Linked DNA regions of Homo sapiens: regions 1 and 2 are each linked to region 3. The links are chromatin contacts, found by Hi-C or POLR2A ChIA-PET in ENCODE. All regions are on one chromosome and are shown on one strand. The core of a region is the stretch at or near the end of the contact, and the rest is flanking DNA. Distances in the headings are between cores, read along the strand shown. Region 1 has its middle 10 kb from the start of ELOVL5. Region 2 has its middle 37 kb from the start of KLHL31. Region 3 holds the start of GCLC (glutamate-cysteine ligase catalytic subunit).

What was found. Hi-C counts contacts between places; a loop is a spot of excess contacts on that map. ChIA-PET counts read pairs that join two places held with the same protein, here RNA polymerase II (POLR2A). Pooled maps may share reads with other maps.
Region 1: a loop to region 3 is called in a map of endothelial cell of umbilical vein, with 10 times the contacts of the local background. The contact joins the enhancer-like site here to the promoter of GCLC in region 3. A Hi-C loop is called at or near these places in 6 of 168 maps with a recorded cell type or tissue (B cell, K562, ascending aorta and 3 more), 9 of 37 single-sample maps with no recorded cell type and 26 of 50 pooled maps. POLR2A ChIA-PET finds 5 or more read pairs at or near these places in 1 of 52 experiments (WTC11).
Region 2: a pooled map shows a loop between it and region 3 (3-fold over the local background). The contact joins the enhancer-like site here to the promoter of GCLC in region 3. A Hi-C loop is called at or near these places in 7 of 168 maps with a recorded cell type or tissue (A673, Calu3, HepG2 and 4 more), 14 of 37 single-sample maps with no recorded cell type and 14 of 50 pooled maps. POLR2A ChIA-PET finds 5 or more read pairs at or near these places in 5 of 52 experiments (CD4-positive, alpha-beta T cell, HEK293, PC-9 and 2 more).

Annotation. Positions count from the first base shown.
Region 1 is chr6:53,357,586-53,361,010 of GRCh38, forward strand. No RefSeq gene overlaps it. Among named protein-coding and RNA genes, the nearest start is that of ELOVL5, 10 kb to the left of the region's middle. RefSeq lists a silencer at 1,667-2,026 and enhancers at 1,778-2,286, 2,287-2,794. Within about 2 kb of position 1,811, at least 38 of the 41 ENCODE cell types and tissues checked have a DNase peak (open chromatin) inside an H3K27ac peak, as active enhancers do; they include B cell, ascending aorta, endothelial cell of umbilical vein and 2 more, where a contact is called at or near this core.
Region 2 is chr6:53,700,680-53,704,014 of GRCh38, forward strand. No RefSeq gene overlaps it. Among named protein-coding and RNA genes, the nearest start is that of KLHL31, 37 kb to the left of the region's middle. Within about 2 kb of position 1,857, at least 2 of the 41 ENCODE cell types and tissues checked have a DNase peak (open chromatin) inside an H3K27ac peak, as active enhancers do; they include gastrocnemius medialis, where a contact is called at or near this core.
Region 3 is chr6:53,543,379-53,546,401 of GRCh38, forward strand. It overlaps GCLC (glutamate-cysteine ligase catalytic subunit), which reads right to left and starts at 1,723. Exons shown (of 16, transcript NM_001498.4): 1 at 1,118-1,723. The coding sequence starts at 1,267. RefSeq lists enhancers at 407-1,148, 987-1,046 and a silencer at 1,267-1,696.

The DNA of each region.
Region 1 (3,425 bases), core at 561-3,060, 190 kb before region 3:
ATGTTGTTCCAAACCACTAGATTTTGGAATAATCTGTAATGTAGGGATAGTTAATACTTTTTACAACAGAATCAGACACAGACTAATTGAAATAAAGTTTATTTACTTTGCTTATCAAAACAATCAAGGTATGCCTAGTGTTTGATAACTATGTCAATATACCGGTCACAAGAATTTACCTTTCCCAAAATGGTTTTCTCATATCATGAAAAACATATACACATATGGGTATAGGTTGCCCAATTTCAAAAAGAAGAGGTCAAGGCAAGCGACTTTGAAAACAAATTAAGCTGCTGCTTCACTGATTAGGGAACTTACTGGTAAGGAACCCTCATTCCTCAACCCACTTCCCCCAGATATCAGTAAACATTTTCTCAACTCGGGGGTAGTCAAGTGCCTCAATTTCTCACTTCATTTATTATTTTGAATTAAGGTATTGCAGCTTACTATAACACAAACCAAAACACAGACATTATATGGGGAGGATAACGCATTGAACTTTCGTTCACTAATGAGTAGACCCAATTAGTTTATTAGATCAGCCAAGCAAGGAGAAACTAGACTGTGAAAGTCTGAAAGCCCAGAAAATTGTGTTGTGGTTAAGAAAAATTCACACGGAGTAGGGATAAAGGGGGGGCACAGTGGATGCATAGAACAGGCATAAAAAGACAGAATTACTTTTCAGAAAACATTCATTCATGAATGAATTCACTTGTTAAATTATCCTCCGCACATAGCAAGAAATCTAGAAGTCAGTGGATGCTGAGTACATATTTACTGACTATTCTTTGGGAACTTGGTATGTGCTAGGAATTGGGGTGATAAAACTTTTTACCAATATATGGCAAAAAGCGATGTGCCTTAGGAAGTGCAAAAAAAGTGCTGTGGGAATCCACATGTCAAAGAGGATGAGGAAAGGGCATTGTAGCAGTAGGGCCTTTGCAAAGGCTGTATACCCTCTTCTTAAAACTGCTCACCTCTCCTCTTCCCAGGTCTCAATTGAGAAGTCATCGTTTTAAAACGACAGGTCTTTCCCATACCTGGCTAAAATCAGTTTCTCCTCTACTTCCTCTTCCTCAGCCACTACTTTACTTTGTCCACAGCACTTAGCACAATCTGTAGTTGTTCTGTTTACTCATTTTTACCTCCTACCTTCCCTATTACACTTCAGGATGGCAGAAACAAGTCTACCTTGTTACTGGGGTGTGCCGGGCATAAAGTGTGCGCACACTTTTTTTTCTTCCTGTTTTTCGAGATAGGGTCTCGCTCTGTCGCCCAGGCTGGAGCGCAGTGGCGCGATCGCCGCTCACTGCAGCCTCGAAGTCCTGGGCTCAAGCGATTCTCCTCCTTGGCCTCCCAAAGCGCTGGAATCAGGGGTGTGAGCCACCTGGCCTGAGTGACTGAATCTAAAATATGGAGTCAAAAAGGGGTATTGGTGTAGGGACAGAAAAAAACTGGGTGTCCAGACATGAATTCCAATCAAAGGAGCCGGGCCTTCTTGGCACATCGCGCTCCGAGAACCCGGGAGGGATCCAGAGAGGCGGGGACGCCCTTTGTCACCGGCCTGAGGGGCGGGCGTGGCTTCCCTTTGCAACCCCTTCCCCCAGTCTTGACCGCAGGCCCTTGAGGGCCACCATCACTTCTGGGTTCCCGGAACGCGGTGGGCACACTCGCGCCAGGCGCGGGTACCAGGGCCTGCCTGGGGCCCCCTCCTCCACTCGCGCGGCGTGGACACCGTTAACTGCCTGTGGCTCAGGGCGGTGCCGCCGCCACCCCCGCGGCACTCGGCTCCTCTCGCCAGCCCTGCGCCACTCGGCTCCTTTCGCCCGCCCCGCGCCCTCGGCGGGCCCGCCCCGCTCCCCCGCGGCGGTCACCCCATTCATTCCGCGGCTGCACCCACCAATCACCGCTCACCAACAGCGCCGCATCTGGCGATGGGGCGGGGCCTCGCGAGGAGCACGCTCGCGCCCTCCCCGCCTTGAGCTCGCTCCCGGGCCGGGTAATTCCCGGGCAATGACCAGACCTCGTCCCCGCGCTGACCCTTCCTGGGGACATCGGGTGGGGGTGGAGGAGGCGCTGAGCTAGGGAGAGGAGGGTTGTGCGGCCCGGACCACGCAACCTTGGGATCGGAGGGTGGTTGAGGCCTTGAGGGAAGAATGGAAGGCGGCCTTGACTTCTGGTGCTTCCACGCCCTTCAGATCCAGAGCCCAGAGCGTCCAGGCTGGAGTTTAGGACGTTCATCAGAGTCCCGAGACGCGCGAGTGGGTGGAACCGCGTGGGGCGGGAGAAGAGGGGGAGATTAGGCAGCAAGAAAATGGTCCCCGTGGGCAGTTCAGCCTAAACCTGGAGCTGGGGAAGGGCCTCTGGAGAGAAGCCTTAAATCGTTACTCATCTTTCACAGTCTTTTATAATCGTGAATGAGCCCTCCGTTGTAGACTGTTAATGCGTGTCCAGGATGCCCGAGAGTGGGGGTAAAACAATAAAAGACTCCTCCTGTTGTGATTAAAATTATATTTGCTTTTTGTATCCTCCTAAGTTCCATGATATTGAAAATGTGTCTTGTTATATTTCATAAATGAGCTTTTAAAAAACTTCTGAGATATCTTCCAAAAAGTATCACTCACCAGGGAAGAAAAGAAGAGGAAACCTAGTGGCTTTTCTGTTGACGCCAAAGGTTACTCCCTCTGCCTCACCATAAAAAAAAAAAAAAAAAAAAAAAAAAACAAACCCCAAAAAAACAAAAAACAAGAAAAAGCACAGAAAGCAGTTTGGCTTGCTTGTAAAGTCTTGGTAGATATTTCTGCTTATCATTTAATCCTTTTAACAAGTCTGTAGGAATAGATGGGTATTACCACCAGTTGTAGATGTTGAAACAGGCTGAGATTCATCTGGCCAAGGTCATACATAGTTTGTAAGTGACAAAGTGTGGGCCTCTCACCGGTAGACGGTCGTGACTGCAATTGTCCAGGTTCTTGACATTTTGAACAAAGAATTGAACAAAAGGCCCAGCAAAGCAAAGAAAGAATGAAGCAACGAAAGAACGAAAGCAGGGATTTATTGAAAACGAAAGTACACTCCACAGTGTAGGAGCTACCAGGGCAGAGGCTCAAGGACCTGGATACAGAATCTGCCTGGGTTCAAATACCCTCTAGAGGTTTGTTTCCCTTTGGCCACTTCATGCTCACCTCATGTAAATGAAGTGGTAGCCCGCAATCAGTCTGATTGGTTGTAGACAACCATTCAGAGGCTGGAGTGAAATTACAAAGTTGCAAAGGAAGACTGGACCCGCAATCGGTCTGATTTGTTGCTAACTCCCAATTTTCCAACTGCCTGGCAGAAAATGTCAAGGGGAGTAGCCTCTGATCCTCTTGTTACTTCGGGGTGGAAAGTTAGGGTTTTCTTTTCTTTTCTTTCTTTTTTTTTTT
Region 2 (3,335 bases), core at 607-3,106, 160 kb after region 3:
TTAGACAACTTAGTATCTCTCGGCCTCAGTTTGCTCATTTATCAAATTGGGCTCTACTATCTACTGTGCAAAACATCTTGCATGCGCTCTTCCAGATATTGCTTTATACTTCACCCTGTTTGGTGCTCCTCAAGGCATCAAAAGGCTTCCTTGTCATCTGGCTTCCATATGGAGTTATACCTGGAGATCAGCTCACATACTGGTTCGGATTTTTTTTTTTTTTTTTTGAGGCAGGAACTCACTATGTTGCCCAGGCTGGCCTCAAACTCCTGGGCTGAAGCAATCCTCCCACCTCAATCTCCCAAGTAGCTGGGATTTGACGCATGCACAACCATGCCTGGCTTGCTTCAGACTTCTTCAAACAAAGCTCTAATGTTACTACTGTGCACAAAGATGCCCATGGAATAATGTCTAAATGTATAGCCTGTAATTGAACAGAATCTGACTCCTGATCTAACAGGAGTCTCACCTTTATCTCCTCTTGTTCCTCCTGATGTACCCTCATGCTGAGGAAACCAGATAACTCATTCACTATTTCCTGCCAATATTCATGCAATTTCTTACCTTCATGCTTCTGCTTCTGCTATTCCCTACCAGGACCTGACTGTACATAATGAAATTCTACCCATTGCTCAAGGCCTAGCTCCAATGCCTCGAAAATATCCTCCCTGGCTCCCAAACTTAGGAATTGGTCTCTTGCAAGAATTCCTATACCACTGCATGTGTATCTTTCTTTCTGCACTTTATCACTTCCTGCTTATATTGTAATTATATGTTTCATCTTCCATGCCTTTTGTAAGGTCTGTGGAGGATGTCAGTGTTTTACTCATCCTGTGGCTCCCCACCATACCTGCCCATAGAGGCTGCTCAGTAAACACTTCCTGCATGATGTATGTGGATTCTGTTGGTGGGTGAAGATCATCAGGTAGTTGAAAGAATGATGCAAGCTGGCATTATGAATTTACATACTGCACTTTTTCACAAGAACTTCTTTGCTGGGGGTGGTTCTTAGCTTTATGACTAAATGTTGCATTTCTGTACTGTACTGCTCAGGTGGGGTAGGGAGGAGAATCAGTAAATTCATCTTTAATCTCTCTTCTGGATCATTGCTACTTATAGTTCATGACAAAACATTGTCTAAAAAGACTCACTAGGGGTAACCCTGCATGAATGTTGATATTCCAGAACAGATGGCAGGCTCTGGGGGAGGGGAAAGTGTGAAGGGAAAGTGTAAAAGGAAATTTTCACTCTCTGCCTGCCAGGCAGAATAAATAGAACACATTCTCTACACGGATGTCTTCTAATTCTGTCTTAACATTAGAATGCACCACGATGAATTAACAATTAAGGTTGACTCAGCCAAGCTGTATTGAACTTGCACTGTGTCCCAGCACTGCCATGTGTTTGGGGAGGCACCAAGGACTTAAGGCAGGGTCTCTGGTCCTAATTTATTTCTCAAGTTTATGTAGGAGGCAAGATCTAAACACTACCATCAAAATGAGGAGACATATGGATGGCTGCATCACTGCTCCAAAGCCCTTCAAGAGTCTAATGTATTTTAATATAATTTGAGGTCACAATATTGTGAGCCAGATCCTCCATGCCTGAGTTACTCTCTGGGAAGAAGAAATATGGTTCATTTCATGGAGCTGGGGCTAAAAAATTGCTTACCATAGGCTTGTAAGTGGGGCCAAACGTTGGATCTCTTCTGAAGCAAGCTTTGGTGACTAGCTGCTTTCCTAACTCCAGATCGGCCTTTACCTCTGTCCTTCACCTTGTAAACTCAAACTGGCACTGCTGGTTGTGGCCATTTGGGGGAAGTGCCCAGAAGAGTCGTGGATCTTGTGGATAGACTTCAGAGGCACAGGCGGCCTGCTGTGGCTGCTGCTGGCAAGAGAGAAGTGCAGGTTGGGTTACCAAACACCCAGCAAGGGGAGTACACGTCCTCCTTTGCCCTGAGCTTCCTTTTAACTAGTGTTTAAAATTAGATCACATAGCCTAGGACTAGGAAATTATGAAATGACATTTCACATTTTTTAGTGTCACTTAATCTACTGGTAACCAATTCTTGCTGTCCTTGTTTGTTTTCCCAGCAACCTATGTCATTGGGTGGTTAAAAGGATGTGATAAAGTAGATGAATGTGCTTAGTAGAGTGAGAGTACATAGCATGCAAAAATATTAAGTATTACACATAACATGTATCACTTGCTCTGTGCCTCAGCCTATCAACTTCCTAAGAGTGGGATCCATATTTGAATCCCTTTTAATTAAAATCTAACACAAGCATAAACAAATTCTTCACTTCTATTAAGTCTTTAATATTCTCATATAATATGTCATTAAAAGGTAATTTTTAATATTAACTGCTGTAAATTATTCTTCTTCCTTTTTTATGCCCACAAATTTATTGTAAATATTTCTAAATCTGGCACCAGTTGGTGGAGAGGGGACCCTCCATCTCTCTACCAGCAGGGCTCACCAGCTTAGGGATGCATTCAGAGTGGCTCAGGGAGGGCCTTGGTGTCCCTCACATGTGAGGACTTTTTGTCATGCATGAACGAACATCAGCTCTTGCAGCTGCTCTAATGGCCCTGTCCAAAGGAAAGCCATTTTAAAAATAGAATTGAAGGGAACAAATGGTTTGCCTGATAGACTATTTTGAGGTGCAGGAGATTGGAGGATTCAAAAATGAAAGTATGTTATCAAGTGGGATAGAAACATAAAATTTGGAGAAGTTTTGGGGTGTGATGTTTACCAAAAGGCCATGACAATTGTATGCATTTAATTTAATCTCTAAAGGTGACACCCAGCCATGAATTGGGTAAATGTAAACCCGTCATAATAAGCCTTAGAAGCAAAGGTGAGAAATACCAATAGCGTGTTCTCAACACTAGATTACACATATAGCAAAGTCCTCGGTACCTTAGAGACACAATTTTAAGTTTTCAGAATAAACCACAGGCCTTTAAAATAGTGTCAGGAGTCTTCAATTTTTCCAACTCTTCTGGGGACATTTACCTCCCGGGGACTCTTGGTATTACCACGGTAAAAACTGAGCATTAGCCCAATGCATAATGCCAGCCTGGACTTGATCCATGAGCTCACAGCCTAAGGCCTTACTTAGGAGTTTCTATCTTTTCTGTGGGCTTTCAATCTTCCCTTCTCTCAGTAAATTGGAGATAACCTAAACGAGCAGTAAGTAAGTCAAACAGCAGAATCAAATACGTACCATTTGAGTGGACTGACATTATATGTGGAAGCCCCTAGCACCATGTCAAGAATCAGTTAATTTTTTTTAGTGTATATTCTTACATAGGATATTTAATAATTATGG
Region 3 (3,023 bases), core at 473-2,972:
CATCATACTTTCCTAATTTAAAACAGCACAATTTCTTCAGCTGTAGGAGGTAGAATCCCAATCTTAGAAAAAAAAAAAAAACTAACTTTTTGAAAGGAGATATTCTGCACTGGTGTAACAGCACGTCAGCACTTAGGCCAAGATTGATAACAACACTGGCCAAAAGATAAACAATTTACACAGGTGGCAAGCCATCTAAGGCAAAAGCTAAAAACAAAAACAGAGATGGACTTCTCAAGAAGTCATTTAATGTGTACTGCATACACACGTAATTTTCAAAAACAGAAAGGGAAGGCACAAAAAGTTTTGGCAGATGACACTAAATCAACAGTTTTAACATTGCTGCATTCCAGATCATTCCAATAAACAATGGTTCAACCTACTGAGAATCTAGAGACATTTCATCTCTAGGCAGAACACTGGTTTGTAAAGTTTAGTTGCTGGACCTAGGCCATGGAAAGACACAAGCAAATCCTAATGTTGAAACTCTAAATGCATTCCCACTTAGAATTAAACAGGAAAGGGAAGGTTCCTCCCCCATGTAGGAAACTGAGCCGTAATTTACTGGTTTCAATTTATAGCTATGAAGTGTGTGTGTTTTGGAGGGGAGGGAAGATGAGAAGTTGGAGAGGTTTAAGGAAAAGACACCTGCATGAGGTAGGGCAGAAGTGGACATCCTGAAGACCTGATTTCTAAAAGCAGCAGGCCTACTAGGAAAACTTAAATCTCTTTCATATTGACCGCAAAAGCGAATTTTGAGCCTGTAAGGTGGATCATGGTAGTTGCCGGTCTGCAGATACACTAGGTTGAAGACTCGCAGCACCTAATGTCACTTTTTCATGCTCACGCCCTCCCAGCGCCCAATCCGTGTTTATGGAATGAAGGGGAAAACCCAAAAGAATGAATGAACAAGAAAGGAGTCTAGTCAGGAGGATGGCCCTGGACGCGGACTAGGCGAAAGCAGGGACGATGCTCCCGGGGCCGGGAGGCGCTCGAGGACCCCCGGGCGCAGTGGAGAACGCGGACCGCGATAGGGCCGGGGGCGTAGGGCAAGACAAAGGCAGCGCGGGCGGCCAGACACGGGTGCCCGGCGGGGACGGGGACCGCGGGCGCTCACCTCATCGCCCCACTTGAGAACGTCCTTGTGCCGGTCCTTGACGGCGTGGTAGATGTGCAGGAACTGGAGGATCCCGTGCCGCCGCACGTGGTCGGCATGGCGCTTGGTTTCCTCCCAGCTCAGCGGCGAGCCCTGGGACAGCAGCCCCATGGCCGCCCCCTCCTCCTCCTCCTCCTCCTCCGGGCTGACGGCGGTCGCCCGCTCCGGGCGCGAGACGGACACTCAGCCGCCCGCAGAAGGCGGCTGCCGCTCCACCCCGCGGGGGCGCTCTCGGGCCGCAGTCGGCGGAGGGAGGGTCCTGCCCGCTCCGGCTCCCCGGCGGCGGCCCCTGGCGCCCAGGTGACAGACCCTGGGTCCGACGCACCGCGCGGAGGCGAAGGCAGAAGACCGAGAGCAGGCGGGACGGCTCTCGGCCCGGCGGCCTCGCCCTCCCCGCTGCTCCTCCTCCCGCTCCGATGCGGCGGCGGCGGACCCCACGGCCGCGCTGCCGCGGCGGCTCCCGCTTCTCTTTGCCGGTCTGGTGCACTGGCTTCTTCCTACTTGTGACCAAAACCTGCGCCGCCGCGGAGCATGCCCAGTCTTTGCGTCCGCTAGCTCGCCGCTCCTGGGCGCGATCCTGCGCTCCAGGTTTTATAGACTACGGGCGAAGGCGGGGAGAGGAGGCGGTGCAGCGGCGGAGGCGTGGCCTGAAGCCCGGTGGGAACCGCGGGGGCTCAGGAGGCGTGTGCAAGGGTGATTGGGTCGCAGTTGAGGGGAGCAGCTCGCGAGAAGGGGGCGTGCGGTCGGCCTCGCTTTACGCAAACGCGACATATCAAAATGCATTTTTTTTCCTAATCAGAAGAGATAAACTTGGGATTCGGGAAGAAAGTTGATTATTTGAATCAATGACGAACTCACCATATTATGTTTTAGTTGGACAGGGCCTCACACTTAGAGTGAGAGCGGCAGAATGTGTTGAGAAAAGTATTAACATGGTAGTGAAGTGAAACAGTTCAACTCTAGGCTCCATCACTTACTGACTGTGAGACTTGGGACGAGTTCTTCCCATATCTGCATAAAATTAGATTAATTCTATCTTTTATAGATGTCGTAATTATGTGCATAGTGTACATGTGTATAGTGTTGGCCAAAAAATTGACCTGGTTATTAAGAGGAATCAATTTGTCAACATGTGTAAATCATTATTCCCTACTGTCTTGATTAACTGGTGACCTATGTTCTCTGGATGGCACGGACACCATTTATTGCAAAAAGTCTCCAGACAGACCATATGAGGAACCATCTCCAAAAGTTTATCCTCCATCTAAACCTAAAATTCATCCCTTAAGTGATCAAAATGACGTTCTTGTGAGCCTACCGTGGGGTGGGGTTGAAGATAGTGGGAACACCTAGAGTTGGCCTTATCTCGGAGGGAAAGGAGAGGAAGGAGGTACCGTGCCCCCAAGTGATTGTTTAATAAATATGTGTTGACAGAGCAATGACCTGTCAGGGGAAAAGTGAAGGCAACTAGATCATACATGTACCTACCCAGAAAGTGTGTATTTATCATACCCTCTTCCCTCGCACTACAGAGTTAACATTTAGTAAGCACTTATTAATTGCTAAATGAGTGAGTACATGATAGCAGGATTCTCTTCTCCCACAGCCTTCATATTGGATGTGCCCCTCACAGGGCTTGGGGGCATGAATACCCAAGGTCTGGCTGGGATTTCCACAATGGTGTGTGTGTGTGTCTGTGTGTCTGTGTGTGTGTGTCTGTGTGTGGTAGGGATGTTTGAAGCTCAGGAGAAGATGTTTCCATCCTCATCACACAGGTGGGATAGAAATCAAACCACATTCTAATTTTTCCACAGCCTTTTCAACAACCTCCTTTGCCCTCCCACCAACCTCACCAGATCTGTATATG